3 separate regions of the Mus musculus genome follow, and all the other regions are linked to region 1. The links are chromatin loops, found by intact Hi-C in ENCODE. Cell type or tissue: heart. All regions are shown on one strand.

Evidence for each region. Peaks named below come from ENCODE experiments on the same cell type or tissue, not always from the same donor. Only the 100,000 strongest peaks of a DNase experiment are listed, where the experiment ranks them.
Region 2: a loop joins it to region 1, with 2.3 times the contacts of the local background. A loop is called at or near these places in 5 of 42 quality-filtered maps.
Region 3: it touches region 1 in a loop (3-fold over the local background); 8 of 42 quality-filtered maps call a loop at or near these places.

Annotation. Positions count from the first base shown.
Region 1 is chr7:19,298,812-19,303,811 of GRCm38, forward strand. It overlaps Fosb (FBJ osteosarcoma oncogene B), which reads right to left. Exons shown (of 4, transcript NM_008036.2): 4 at 3,885-5,000. Gm26802 (a long non-coding RNA gene) reads right to left here and starts at 1,982. Exons shown (of 3, transcript XR_881870.1): 1 at 1,516-1,982; 2 at 244-346. In heart, CTCF peaks have their summits at 624 and 2,008; DNase peaks (open chromatin) are centred at 1,958 and 2,500; H3K4me3 peaks cover 2,158 bases; H3K27ac peaks cover 658 bases; H3K27me3 peaks cover 2,200 bases.
Region 2 is chr7:19,153,054-19,158,053 of GRCm38, forward strand. It overlaps Gipr (gastric inhibitory polypeptide receptor), which reads right to left. Exons shown (of 14, transcript NM_001080815.1): 13 at 4,593-4,634; 14 at 4,072-4,515. The coding sequence ends at 4,315. Among named protein-coding and RNA genes, the nearest start is that of Snrpd2, 5.7 kb to the left of the region's middle. In heart, a CTCF peak has its summit at 2,958; a DNase peak (open chromatin) is centred at 4,568; H3K4me3 peaks cover 777 bases; H3K27ac peaks cover 787 bases.
Region 3 is chr7:19,359,219-19,364,218 of GRCm38, forward strand. Cd3eap (CD3E antigen, epsilon polypeptide associated protein) reads right to left here and starts at 265. Exons shown (of 3, transcript NM_145822.2): 1 at 170-265; 2 at 1-13. The coding sequence starts at 191. It overlaps Ppp1r13l (protein phosphatase 1, regulatory subunit 13 like), which reads left to right and starts at 1,998. Exons shown (of 13, transcript NM_001010836.3): 1 at 1,998-2,098. In heart, CTCF peaks have their summits at 1,913, 2,754 (motif pointing left) and 2,960; DNase peaks (open chromatin) are centred at 213, 1,963, 2,723, 3,193 and 3 weaker places; H3K4me3 peaks cover 4,947 bases; H3K27ac peaks cover 4,963 bases.

The DNA of each region.
Region 1 (5,000 bases):
GCTCTGGCGTTCCCCTGTACTGAGGCATATAAAGTTTGCAAGACCAAGGGGCCTCTCTTCTGGGTTATGTTATTAAGTTATTAGACAACCCATCCCAACTTCAAAACTGCAATATTTGTATCTCCAGCCGAGTTCTACTTTTAAAATTTAGTTCACTGTTGCTGCTATTGCCACTGCCCCCTCCATGAGGCACTTGCTTAGCAAGGGAAAGGTCATAGGTCACAATCACAGTATGTCACATACCTGCACGGAGAATGGCAAGGTGGCCTAGAGGGTAAAGGTGATTCCTCCAATGGACATGGTAGAAGGACGGAGCCAACTCTGCAAGTTGTCCTTGCACACGCACCTACATGAAAAAATGTTGTTGTTTTTTAAAAAATAACGTTTTCTAAAGATGCTTTCTAAGACATCTTTCCCAAGACATTGTGTTCACATCAAAGAATCAGGTGAGGGGAGAATTCTGGTGAGTAATGGGTCCAGGAACACTAAAGCCACTGGCCTATCTCAGCACCCTGACTCAGGACACACACACACACACACACACACACACACACACAAAGTTTCAGAATTGATGTAGCTCTAGCGCCTCCCAGAGGCCAGCCCAAAAGTCGACCCAAAGTGTAATTCATTGGTTCCTTGTGATTCCTCTATGGCAGGAATTCTTAACTTGTGGTGGGGACCCCTTTGGGGGTGGAATGACTCTTCCACAGGGTCATCTAAGATCACTGGGAAACACAAATGCTTACACTACTATTCATAACAATAGAAAAAATTACAGTTATGAAGTATCAATGAAAATAATTTTATGGTGGTGGTGGAGTCACCACAACATGAGGAAATGTATTAAAGGGTCCCAGCACTAGGAATGAGGAGAACCACAGCTCTAGGGAATTCTGTGTCTCAGATGCATTATGCAGGTGGGGAAACTGAGGCTCAGAGAAAGGTTGTGAAGACATCTATTCACCTTCATAGTCAGGTAGTAAGTGACAAGCATATGGTGGTTTGGTTGTCTGTGGCAGGGGAGAAAGTGACCCTTTTCTAATATTTAAACCGGGGTCAGGTCGGGGAGGCCTTACTAGCTAGTGGTATTTGAGAACAGGATGAGAGGCTTTGGGCCACATGGACATGGGGAGGGAAGGCAACCAGGCTGAAGAGATTAACCAAGGAGGAGTGTGCCTGTGAGAGCCTGCAGCATTCCTCAAAGCAGTTCCAGGAGGGTGGGGTAGGGCTGTTTATGGAGCGAACGAGGTTAGATTGTAGGGATCTGTGAACTAGGTAAAGGAACTCTGATTTTCTGTCTTCTTATAAGTCATCATAAGATTTAAATGGCTTGTTGTGACTCATGCCTGTAATACCATTGGGAGGCTGAGGCAGGAAGATTGCTTCAAAGTTCAGGCAATCCTGGGCTACATAGTGAATTTCAGGCCAGCCAGAGCTAAAGAGTGTGACATATATATATATATATGCAACTCTTATAAAAGAAAACATGTAATTGTGTAATTGGGGTTGACTTACAGTTTCAGAGGCACAGTTCATTATCGTCATGGAAAGAAGCAAAGCATTAAGCAGGCAGACATGGTGCTGGAGAAGGAGCTGAGAGTTCTACACCTTGATCCGAAGGCAGCCAGGAGACCGCGTTCTGCAGACAGCCAGGATCACACTGGCCAGACTTGAGCATACGTACCTCAAAACCTCGCCTCCAAGTGACACACTTCCTCTAACAAGGTACACCTCCTCTAATAAGGCCACTCCTGCCAATAGGGCCACTGCCCCTGGGCCAAGCATATTAAAACCACAACTGTAGGTTTCATTTCCCCTAGGGAGTTGGGCTACAGGAACTCGGCTGTGGTATTATCCATGTCTGAGCCTTAGTTTCCCTGGGCTAATCACATAGATATAAAAAGGGATGGTTTTTAGCGTCTAAACGCAAGGGGAGTTGGTTGTCAACTCCATCACCTTAGGGACTCAGTAGATTCCCTACATACTTGCAGTTCTATAAAGCAACGGCAGGTGTCGCTCTGCGGCCGCGTGCCGTCAGACCCTACGGTCTCGCTTGCAGAAAATCTCGAATTCTGCTACGAATGGGCCGCGTGAGAAGTTTTTCCATTAAAAACAAACAAACAAACAAACAAACAAAAATAAAACTGACTTTTCACTTTGCAAAAAATTCTGCTTTTAGTTAGGGAGACAGGCACTTTAGGCGCTGCTTCCCAGAATGCAAGGCGCTATGCAAATGAAGCTACTTACTTTTTAGTTAGTAGAGTCATTCACGGAACACTTTACTGAGGAAACACATGTTCACAAGAAAAAGTGAAAAAAAATGTTCGAAACCATTGAAATTAATTATCTACTGTATACCACAAATAATGACCATAAGTGAAAAAAGTAGTAGTATCTGGCCTTTATATAACTAACCGAAAATAGCTCCTTTCGCCCGGATGATCCTCAGTGGTCTGGGGTGCAGGCTTCAAACCTGTAGCTGTTTAGCGACAGAGTGGTTCAATTCCACCTTTCGGGCGGGAGTATCTATCCCATTTTGCTCCCTGCAATTCACATTCTTGTACAAAAGCGACCAGCGCGCAGTTAACCTCTCTGAAGCCACCCCTATTCTCATTTATTCTCTCTTCATACTTACACTTTTTTTCCTCCCAGGAATTTCCGACCAAATACATCTCAAAGATGGATTTAAATTAGTCTCCAAAATTCTAGGATCTTGCTGTCTCTCCTTAAACGATTTGCTCATCCAGTCATCTGCTCTTTTATGTATTTAATCACGCATGCATTATTAGTCATTTTTGTTCATTTGTTCACTCCGGCTCAGTCCTGTCTCTGCGTTGGAGCAGTAATGGGGATAGAGTTGTGATCACACCTTTAGCCCTGGTCTTTTGAGGTAACTGAGCCAGTGGAGAGAGCAGGGCACCAGGCAATTGTGTTTTTAATGAACTCGAGCATAGAAGGTCGTCTCACAAGGAGTCCTGAGCAGGGTGGCCTTGAGACACACACTTAATGGAAGACAAGCTGACAGAAGAGCGAGAATGGGGGAACCGAGGCTTGAGCAAATGCCTTCTCTTTTCCAAGAACCCCCTAGACCACCCGACTGGTGAGCATCTCCTCCTGCAGCAAGTTATCCTTTCCAGGCTTGCTATTAAAGAAGAGAAATGTGTTCTGCCTCCTCCATGCCTCTTGGATCCTTTTTCTCCTCTGCTTTCCATTCTCGATCCTTCTTGAAACCCTCAGCGTCCTCCTCAGCCTGGGATGGGCTAGAAGAGACCACCTAACGCTAACCTTCTCTGCTCAAAACCTGCTGCGGCTCTCTAGTGCTTTCAAAGGAGCGTCTGAACTCTGCATCATTGCCTGTAGAATCTCCCTGAGGCTAACTCTCACTCTCCACCTGCCCTCCACTACCCTCACCACGAACTTCTGGCTCCCCTGGTGTACCAAGCCCTCTCCCCATAGCAGATCTTTGCGCTTGGTATCTACGATCCACATGACACTGAACTCCACCAGTGATCCCCTTGCCTCCACCTCTCAAATGCTAGGATTTACAAGTGTGCCCAGCTTTTACACCTTGCCCTTAGCTGTTGCTGAAGTCATTGCACACCCAAGGTGAATAAATTCTTTTCCGATCATGAAGTCTTCCAGACCCTTCACCAAATTTGTACCTTACACTTTTCCGCCCCTTATTTTTTCAAGTAGGTGGCCCAGCCTGGGAACATGGGAAAACCTAGCAAGTCTCCACTTCCTTTTAGTCCCGTTGTAGGTTCTGATTCATTAGGCGTCCCACTAAGTGCCAGCAAGACCTCCCTAGCAATCCAAACTCCGTTTTTCTGAAAGGAAGCCATGTAGTAGATGTCCAGGGAAAACAGACACTTTGACCTGAAGAATACAGTTTTTTAAAAGCTTTTTATTGGCGACAGTGCAGAACCAAGGGGGGGAGGGGAGCTGCCCAGTGCTAGACTGCCCCAGCACCCCCGGGGTCAGGTGCAAAATACAAAAAAACAAAATGAAAAAAATCACAAATACAGCCTGGGTGAGGGCTATGGAGTCAATGAATTGTGGTCGGCAGTGGCAGGCCCTTCTCCTGATCAGACATTTCCACCCAGAATTCTCAACGATATAGATTGTAAAAAATCTACCACCCAGTCACACTTACTTACAGAAGTAAAATTGCATGTCCCCGACAAATCCAGAATTAACAGACAGACCGGAGATCAGAGTCATTGAGAGTGGAGACATGTTGGAAGTGGTCTGAGCGAGACAGACTTGAGAAAGGATAAAGGGAGAGGCCGGGACTGTCTCCAACAGCCAGAGGAGCCGAGACAACAACAAAAAAGTGACAAAAAGGGACAGCCAGAAAGTCTGACTCAAATCCCCAGAAGCGATTTTGAACTCCACAGCACACTTGAAAACAAGGAAGCTCGCACGCACGCACGCACGCACGCACACGCACACACACGCACACTCATATATAATATATTTATTTATACATAATAGATATAAGTGCTTTTTGGGAACCAGGAAAGGGATAAATAGCTGGGGGTGGGGTTTGGGATTAGGTTTGGAACCTAGGGCCCAGGACAGGGTATGGAATGTTCCATGCAGCACGGGGGACGGGCGGTAGGGCCCATCTCCCCAATATTAAAAAATAGAAATCTGACTCGTGGGATTCTCACGAGGTGAAAGCTGGAGGGAAGGGACAGAACTCGTCTTTGGGACTGAAGGAATTGGATGGAGTGGGATAGTGGGAACTCAGCCCCCTCTTAAGTATGCTAGTCCAAAAATATTTGGGGATTCAAATATCGAGGATAGGGGAGCCAAAGCCTCAGCCCTGAAAACTTCTCTGAAAATTGCCTCGACCTCTGTGAGAGGATGCGGGGCTCCCAGGGTGGGGAGAAGTTGGCGTCCTAGGCTGGGGAAGGCGAAGGACTTAAAGAGAAAAAGTCTGGGGCCTGAGCAAGAAGGCCACCGGGATGCGTCGTGGTCATCCTTTCGAGTCTAAC
Region 2 (5,000 bases), 150 kb before region 1:
ATGTATGGGTGTTTTGCCTGGATGTGTCTGTTCTTGGTACCCATAGGAGCCAGAAAAGGAGAGTTGGATGCCCCTAGAGGTAGTTACATGTGGTGGTGAGGCAGCCATGTGGGTGCTGGGAAAAAAACCTGGGTCTTCTACAAGAGCAACAAGTGCTCTTAACTGTTAAGCCATCTCTCTGGCCCTTTAGCTGTCCTCTTTCTTTTTTCTTTTCAAGACAGAATTTCTCTCTATAGTCCTGGCAGTCTTGGAACTCACTTTGTAGACCAGGCTGTCCTCAAACTCAGATTCCCCCTGCTTCTGCCTCATGAGTCCTGGGATTAAAGGTATGAGCTACCACCATTCAGCCTAGCTGTCCTCCTGAACTGTGGAAGTCACAGCTAACGTTATCCTGTGCGTCCCTGTACAGAACTTCGAAGCCTGCAGCCAAGAAAACTTGCATGTGTTCCCTGAGCTGCTGCCAGAAAGAACAGCTTTGTTGTGTACTTTAGAGCTCTCTCTTTTGTTCTTTTGTGGTCCTGAGAATTGGACCTAGGGTCTCATATGCTTAGCAAGCTCTCCCCCATGAGCTAAATCCCCAGCCCTCCATTCACTTACATATATATATATGTGCCCAAGTACAATATTAGGTGTCCTCTAACACTGCCCTTAATTCCCTTGAGACAGAGTCTCTCATTGAACAGAACCAGGCTGATGCCCAGCAAACTCCAGCAATTCTGTCTCCACCCCATGCTACAGATTCTAATTGAGGGTCTCATGCTTATATCGCAAATGCTTCTAACCACTGAACCATCTCCCCAGTCCTTCCATTAAGACAGGAAACTTCTTAGGAAGTTTCCCAGGCTGGCCTTGAGCTTGTAATCCCCCAGCCATAATCTTCCAAGCAACTAGGATAACAGACCTACGTCACCACAGCTATCCTAAGCTCATTCAGTTGAAACCACTGAGATTCAGGAAAAGCATTGACATGTCCCAAAGTCACCCATGTAAGAGATAATGAAGCTACATCCTGATAGGCAGCCAGGGCTGGTGAAATGGCTCAGTGGCTACCAAGTTTAATGCCTAGCACCCATATGTGGCAACTCCAAACCACCTGTAACAGAACCTGAGGGATCCAACATTCTACCTTCCTTGGGCACCTGCACACAAATACACATGGATTAAAATTAGATACAAAAACAGGCCAGACAGTGGTGGCATATGCCTTTAATCCTAGCACTTAGGAGGCAGAAGCAGGCAGATAGGCAGATTTCTGAGTTCCAGGATAGCCTGGTCAGAGGCAGGGAAATCTTTGTGAGGCCAGTCTGATCTACAGAGCAAGTTCCAGTACAGCCAGAGCCACACAGAGAAACCCCGCCTCAAAAACAAGTAAAATCCCAGCACTCAGGAGGCAGAGGCAGGTGGATTTCTGAGTTCGAGGCCAGGCTGGTCTACAGAGTGAGTTCCAGGACAGCCAGGGCTACACAGAGAAACCCTGACTCCAAAAACAAAAACAAAACAAAAAAAACAAGTAAAATGAAAGCAAACATGAGTGTACCCGTGATCCATCCCTACAGCTTAAGAGGCTGAGGCAGAATTGGCTGCAAGTTCAAGGCTAGCCTGGGTCTACATGGTAAATTCCTGGTGAGCCAGGCATAGTGAGTTCCTTTCAAAAAGAAAAGACTCCATTGAAAATACATTTGGAAAAGTACAGGCTGGGGTCTGGGCGCCCCCTCCATCTCCTCCCACTTAATGGTCTCCCACGATGCCAAGCCGGTAAAGTTGGGCACCTGCCCTCCCCTGCTCCTGAGGCTCTCGAGTGCTGAGGAGAAGCAGGGCCAGGCAGGGAGGCCTCTGCTCCCCACTGGGCTTCGTCAGTTTGCACTGAGAACCTAGGATCGGAGCCTCCTGGCTCACAAAACCTGCAACCTCCCTCTGCATTCTGGGAAGGAAAAGAAAGGGAGTTGGTCTCTTGCCAGGGAAGTTGGCGACTGCCATGGAGGAAGACAGCCGGCCACTCCGTGTGGTGACCTACAGAGTGCCAGTGTGGCTGCTGGGCCTTTAGAGCTATGTATTCTGGATGGCCAGGACTACACTGAGACACCCTGTCTCAAAAAGCCCAAGTAAATAATAAAAGTAAAATTGTAAGCTTTGCAGCCAAGCTGGTGGGCAATGTCAGTCCAGTGAAGCCCACTTATTTCACCCAGGAGCAGGACTGGACTGAGTCTTCAGGTCACAGGCTCAAAGCTGTAGTTCCTGCCCTGTCTGTCACCCTGAACACTCCTCACCAGACATGGAAACTTCGCTTGCCTCTCTGAATGTCAGGGTTACAGTCCAGGATACCTGGCTGTCCAAACGGTGCTTTTATCTACCTTTTTTTTTTTTCTTAATTGCATGTGACAGGGGTAGTTTGTATGTGTGCATATGTGTGTTCACATGTAAATGGGTACATGTGCACACATTTGTATGTTATGGAGACCTGGGGTCACATGGGAAATCTTCACTCTTCCCCGTATGTGGGCACTATGGGCCAGAGTTCTGGTCCCAAGACTGTTGTGGCCAGCACTTTGCCCACTGAGTGAGCCATCTCCCCTGGCCCTTTCTGTTTTGACAGGGTCTTGTTATATAGCCTAGGCTGGCCTCAGATTGGAGCAACACTTCTGCCTCAGCTTCTTGGATGATGGGATTGGGGAAAAGGCTAGCTCTAACTGGTCTGAGACTAGGCAAGTAAATAAGGCTGGTTTTGAACATGCAACAGTTCAGCCTCCGCCTTTGATTGCCTTCAGATAATCCTTTCCAGAGATAAAAGCCAAAGTGGAGGTCCTCAGACGGAGTTTAGTGACAGCTAATGCAGTAGCCCAATTAAGAACTGAGCAAGGCTGGTTCCCGCTGCTTTTGCTGTTTGAGACGATCTCCGAGGTTCAGATAGCCAACCTGTGTTCTTTCAGCTAAGCCTCCCAGATGCTGGGGTTACAGCGCCACCCCTTGTCTGGGTCTGATATTTCTGTGTTGCCTTCCAAACAAGCAGCATGCTCACATGCACGACTTTAATTGTACATATGTCTTAGATTTCAATAGAGATTAGCTCAGGGCAGGGTACAGTAGCAGTGTGGTGTTCGTGGGGTTTTTGCGCCAACACATTGCTCCAGTTGAGCCTCACTCATCTACAGCAGACGACCTCACACACACCCTAGTCATCTCCCTTTCTAGCCTGGCCTCCTCCCACTCCGTAAAGAAGCTTGATTTACTACAGTCTCCACTCCACCAGAAGCCAAAGTCTTAAATCGTGGAGTGTGAGTCAGCTATGAGACACATCTTTCTGGGAACCTTGGGGAAAAATCCAGCAGCCGCTACTAATAAAGGAGGGGTGTGGTGTGAATGGCTGTGGGGTGGGGGTGGGTGTGTCTGGGAGGCGGAAGGATCTGTCTACCTCACTGACCCCAGGCCCTCTTGCTTGGCTGCCAGCTCTCACTCATATAGCTCTGTGTCCTGCTGCTCGGCTTCTCCCACAGCCTAACACAGGCAAAGAGCCTCCCACCCCAGAGCCTTTGAACCTCTCTCCTTTGGTCATGGCAGTCTCCTTTGATCCTGGGATCCCTCAACAAATCCTTCCCACCTCTCTGTGGCCTCCGTTCTGGTCCAGCCACCTACATTCCTCTCACTGGGCTCCCAACTCACTGCCCCTAATAACGAACAGAGAACCATGGAAAACAGCCCAGGAGACACTGCTGCTAAGAATCTTGGGGGTGGAGGGCTGGAGAGATGGAGTTCTGTTAACCTACATGGAGGCTGACAACCATCCAGTCCCAGGGGTCTTCTGCCCTTCAAGCATATGCAGGGGCTGCATGCCTGCGGTGTACATCCGTACACACAGACAAAACAATCGTACACGTAAAGTAAAAATAATCAAATCTTCAGTGAGCCTGGGATGAAATTCCAGTTTCTGCACCCCCTGCCCACTTCTTCCCATCTGGAGGCCCTCGCTTTTTCCAGTGGAGCCACGGAAGCCTTTCTCCATTCTTCCTGTTCCCAAGACCTTTTTGAATGCTGTTCCATCTGCCAGCAATCTTGTCCTCCAACTCTTCAAGAGGTCTCCAGTCACTTCTTTCAAACATGACCCATGACCTAAGCATCATGTCTATCCCAATTGCCTTCCAGTTGATTGTCCTAGACACCTCAATTCTTTTCATAAACGATTCCTCCACAAATATATACACGTGGGGACCTTGTTTTCCGGTTCCTTCGCCTCCATTTCCCCAGCATTGCTCCACTTGGGGCTGGTACACAGTAGGCTCTGAATACATGCTAACTGTACAGACACGGGGGTCCCTTTACCTAGCAGTAACTTTCCAAGACCTCATCCCCAGGCACATGCAGCATCCCAGAGGGCAAGGCGTTGCCAACGGCAGCTTCTCGGCACGCAGAGCTCAAAGGCACAGCCCGGGGGGCGAGTTCCTGGTGCGGACGTGGACGCTGCTCTTGAAGACTGAGACGCAGGCGGCGGTGGCGCCAACCCTGGCGGATCTCCGACTGCACCTGCAACGCCGGGCGCTCAGGGTGACGCTGTTCCCAGGGTGGCCGCCAGGGGGCACGGGCGGGCCAGCCTCTCCTACCTCTTTGTTGATGAAGCAGTAGAGCACGCTCACCAGGAAACCCTGTCAGAGGAGGAGCGAGATCAGATCGCTGCTGTGGACTCATTGTTTCCAGCCTCAAAGTACTGTGGCTGTTACAGGCCTAGTCCTAGGTACTGAGGGCACCTGCTCACTGGCTACCAACTCTCTGTAATGCTCCTCGGACCCCCAAAGGCCGAGAACAAGTGTTGGAAGTTGAACGTCCTGAGTGTAGAACGCTATTCCCTGCTTTCCACATTTGAGGCAAGCAGTCAAACCACTCTGTGCCTCCCTTTCCTCGCCTGGAAAAATGAAGGCGGTGGTTGGAAGAGGTGCAGAATTAATGTGTAAAACGACGTAGTACTTAGCTGTGTGTGGTGGCACATGCCTTTAATTCCAGCACTCTGGTGG
Region 3 (5,000 bases), 60 kb after region 1:
AACCGAGTGGCACCTGAGAGGAGACAGTCGGGGGGGGGGGTCCTTTTGACATGGCCAACCTCTCAAAGTACCCGTTGGTCCCTCACCCGCCCGGCAGCCCTCCCCAACCCCTTCTGCACCCAGACCCTCCCGGATGCCCTTCGTCTCCACCAGTTCAAGCTCCACTCACTGCAGGCCTGGGTACCCGCCATTCCAGCTCCGGAGGGGCCCACGCAGGACCTGCGCGGAACGCTGCCCACCACGTGGATCCAAGGGGTGGAGCCGCACCCGGAAGCATCCAAGTCCTGTAGGAGAGCTGGGCCGTGGCTCGGCGCTGTCACTATTTGCAGAACCCGGATAACCTCCACTCTTAAATTTCACACAGCATAGGATTAAATAATTTCTCGACGATGCCCTGCAGGGGGAAATCAGTTCCCTGTTCGTCAGAAACGCAAGCTAGCTCGGATCTAGGGTGCCTGTTCCCCCGACAACTTTGCTCACGTGGTTTCTTCCAACACCGTCTTAAAGGGGCAGTGACTCGCCTAGGCCACGGCTTTTAAAGAGACAGAAGATCTATTTGCAGCATTCTTGCAAAAGCTAGGTAAGAATTCTGGTTGTCACGATTGTACTTTTAAAGCTAGAGTGTATCTTCGGAAGTCCCTGGTGCAGCGAACGTGGAAGATTTAACTGAACCAGGTCGGAAAATAGAGAAAAGTGTACGAACGGAGCATTTTAATAGCAATCAGAGGCGGAGCTTCTGAAGTCTAGGGGAAGCGGGAAACTGAGGGGGAGGAGTCTGCAGAGTCATGGGAGGAGCCTCGGACCCCAGAGCCCCAGAGCCTGGCTTGAAACGGGGTGAGGGTTAGTGTCAGGGAAGACTTGTAGATGTCCTCGTGGACTTAGTGTCCGGAATGGGAAGTATTCCTCACGGTTCCGAGGCAGGTAGAGGTGCAGCTGGTCGGTCCCTGTCTGCTCCGCGGCCCAAGTAAACAGCGGCGCGTGCACGTGGGATTTGGGGGACGTGCCCACGCCCCCTCCCAGCAGGACTGCAGCGCATGGGGTGGCGGGTGGAGCCGCGGGACGGTGGCGAGACAGGGAGACTCGACTGCATTCCTGGCCGGTGTGTCAGCGTCGCTGCCCGCCCCTTCTGCGGAGATTTTGGAGACTCCTCCAGCATTGGGATGCTCCCCCCTTCTTCTGAGGCTTTTGAGAACAGAGGTCACCAAGGCTACGAAGGAGTGTTCCCTCCGCCAGGAATCTCCAGACTATGTGTCCACCCTCGCGCGTGGGCGAGAAACTCTGGGGCTCGCCCTTTGTGGGCTTCAAAACTCCAATTCCCAGATAACTCGAAGGTGGCTGGCGATGGACGTCGGTCAGGAGTCTGCTGGGGATTGTAGTTCAGCTTGTTGCTAGGCACGCCAGTAAATCGCCAATGCTGTGATGTTTTGTTTTGTTTTTTTGAGACAGGGTCTCTTTATGTAGTCCAGGCTGGCTCGGAATTCGCTGTGTAGATCAGGATGGCCTTGAACTTTCAGAGGTGCGCCTGTCTCTGCTTCTTAAGTACTAGGATTAGAGGCCCCTTATTTTTATTTTTTGTTTTATTTAGACAGATAACCCGGGGCTTGGAGTCCTGATTAAGGTGGGTCCTTTTCTCGCCATAGTATTGGTCGTGTGAATTTCTCCGCGCCTCCCATCTCCTCCTTAAGTGTCCAAATCTTCACTCAGGCAAGGGGACACTGAGCCTGGAGGAGTGGGAAAGGGCTCAGGGGTTCTTCCCTTGTACCCATAGTGAGGTGAGGGTCTAAATTCTTGTGCATTTCGCCGTCCAGGACGTCCATGATCTTCTGGACCTAGCTCTGGCTGACTGTCAAATGGATCGCGTCTGACTCCAAATGGAAGTGTCCCTGGCGGCGCCTCGCCCATTCGGGACTACAAATCCCAAGGTGCTCCAGGCAACCGCAGTTCCCCCTCCTCCGAGGGACACGCCTCCCTCCAGTCAGAGTCACGTCGTCTAACCTGTTCCCAGGCGACTGCCCCGCCCCGTCCTCCGCTCCCCGCCGCTGGAGCCGGAGCCGGAGCCCGAGGAAAAGCCCCCCGGTGCCAGGATCTGCCCCGACGCGTGAGTTCCACCCCCACCCAGGGTCCAGCCACCCCAGAACCGGATACCGCGTTCCTGGGAAGACTTATTGGAAACTCGGACCTTAAGTCCAGGGGAATAGTGTGGGGAGCTCACGCCTGGATCCCTGGAAAGAAGGAACTGGGGTGCCGACTTTACTGGGCAGATGGATAGGGGGTTTGGACATCTGCTCTTAGTGGTGCTCGGAGCCCTTGGTCCTGGGGAGTTATTGGAGCTGGAATTTTTTGAATACTTTAATTGGGGACCCTTGGAAGTGTCTTAGGGTGCTGTTGAGGTCCCGGGTCTCTGTATTTGGGGCAGATGTGGGAGATCAGGACGTTCTAGAATGGTCCGGCGCCCGGTCACCCTCCAGCTGCCTTCAGCACCGAACCACTAGGTGTTTGAGTAAAATTAGTGGCACTGGACTAGTGGATCCTGGTCTTCGAAAAGAGTGGGACAAGCACGAGGGGCGTGGGTTTCTCAGGAGGCTGTGTGCGCTACACCCCACCTTCTGGTTTTGGGATGGGGGCAGGGAGTGAGAAGCCGGGGCAGCTCTCCAACCTCTTCTGTGCCGCTGAGCGAACCCCAACATGTCATTAGCTGGGGCGTCAGACCTGCCTAACCAGAGGAGTCACATTCGCCCAGGAGCGCCCCCTAGCGGAAGCGGGAGTCAGACCTCTTATTGCCCCCACGGGATGGGAAATAGGTGGTGTTTGGTAAAGTCATTCTAGAGCCCAGGGCAGAATAACAGGACTGCAGGGCTGGATCTGGTAGGCTTCTGTGGCCGTGTACTGCTGCGTTATGCGTTACAGAGAATGGAAGTGGTAAACAGGCTGGCGGGCCATACAGGCAGTTGAATTGGACGTCTCCTTCGCTCTTGTGACAGCTGTCTGTGTGTGGAAGGAATTCCTTCACTGCCACCAGCTTTTCTAATTAACCTTCTTCCTCCTGGGGTGGGGCTCCTTGTGACCCAGAGGTGAGGCATGTTGCCTCCACTTCCATCTGTCTGACCTGAGGTATTATGGGAGATAAGGGAGGGAGGGAGGCTAATTCTGGAGGTGTCTGTCTGTCCTTGAGCCAGGGAGAGGGCAGGGGCAGGCACGCACCTCCCACTGTCTCTCCACCTCTGAGCCCTTATGTAGGGGGATTACGAAGCTGGTGGGGGAGAAGGGTCTGAAGAGGGAGGGTGTTTGCGAATGCCTGGGCTGGAGTGACAGCCTGAAATGAAGCTAAGGAACAATAGCCACAGCTGCCAGCACAGGCTGTGTGTGTCCTGCCAGGCTCAGGTCAGGATGGGTCTCTCTGTCCACACAGGCATTTGGCAATCACCCAAAGGTAGAAACAGCGAGTTCCACCTTCAGTGGAGTTCGTTGACCCCCGAGAGGATGCCTCCCTAGCAATGGGGAAACTGAGGCTGGTCCTGGGAACTTTCCAGTTTCTGTCTGGAACCTTCCAGGGCCTCTCATCCTGCCGTAGCCCTACATTCCTGGGGATAGTCACTGTTGCTCTCTGGTGGGAGAATTAGGGTCCTGTGGTCTAGAGGCTCAGGCGGTTGAGACCACTGGCAACAGAACGCACAGCTCTTAGAAGCGCAGAAGGAAGGGGTTGATGTGTGGCTCAGCCAGTAGAGTGCTCACCTAGCGTGCAGGAAGCCCAGGTTCAATCTCCAACACTGCATAAAAAAGACTGTTAGGGTACATAGCACTGGGAAGGTGGAGGCAGGTGGAATGAGAGTTTAAGTATAGCAGAGAGAGAGAGAAAGAGAGTGAGAGAGAGAGAGAGAGACAAGATAAGCTCAGTGGTGGCAGTAGCCCATGCCTTTAATCCCAGCACTCAGGAGGGAGTTCCAGACAAGCCAGGGAGATATAAACCAACCGACCAAGAACTCTCACAAAAAAATTATACACTGGGTTTTCATCCCTCCCTCTGAACCTGCCCGCGTGTGATCGATCGATCGATCGATCGATCAATACCCCAGGCCTCAGGGACTGAACTCAGGCCTTTTGCTAGCTACACAAGCACTGAACTGCTGGGAGCTAAAATTCAGCTCTTGTTCTTCTAAGGCAGTGTCACTTATGTAGCCCAGGGTGGCTTCGAACTAGAGACCCTACTGCCTCAGTGTCCCATGTGCTGGGATTGCAGACACTCATGTGTGTCGCCCTGAAGAACCTTGGAGGAGGGTTGGTAGAGTTAACAGTCCAGGATGCTTGACATTCGGTCCTTAAATTGCACTGTTGTAAGTACTGCATATTTTAGGTCCTCCAATGCCCACACCTCATCTAGGTGAAGGCCTTAATCCCCCCCGACGGCACATGGAAGGAAACAGGGACTGAGAAGCTACGCCAGGAGCTAGCTCAAAGCTTAGCTAGGAGAAGTCCCATGTGCATGCATTCCACCGACTTAAAAATCAAGTCTGACCCGGCTGGAGCAAAGGATTGCACTCTGGGTGTTCCCAGCCCATCTCAACACCCTGACCTGGATCCCACTGACTCCTCCAGGAAGCCCAAACGGGATCCTTCACCTCTGGGAACCGGGCTGGAGGGCAGAGGAGGCCGGACGAGGAGACCAAGGGTGGAGCACAGATGGCAGCCAGATGAAGGGAGAGCTAGAGTTGGAGGAGGCCCAAGGAAGAAGACCTGAGGGTGGAGGGCAGGGACAGAAAGAAGCCTGGGAACAGAGACTCTGCCACGCCCTCGCGGCCCGCTGCGCTCCCCTGCTCCCGGAGCTGTGCACCTGCCCGGGCCCGCCTAGCATTCCCAGGCCCTGAGCTCAGCTGTCCAGCCCGCGGGGAGCGCGCGTCCCCTGGCGGTCAAGGCGTTTCTAACACCCACATTAGCCTCGGGAAGAGCAGGGCTCTCTGAAACTGAAGAAGAGGCTTACCTATTTGATAATGGCACAGTCGCCA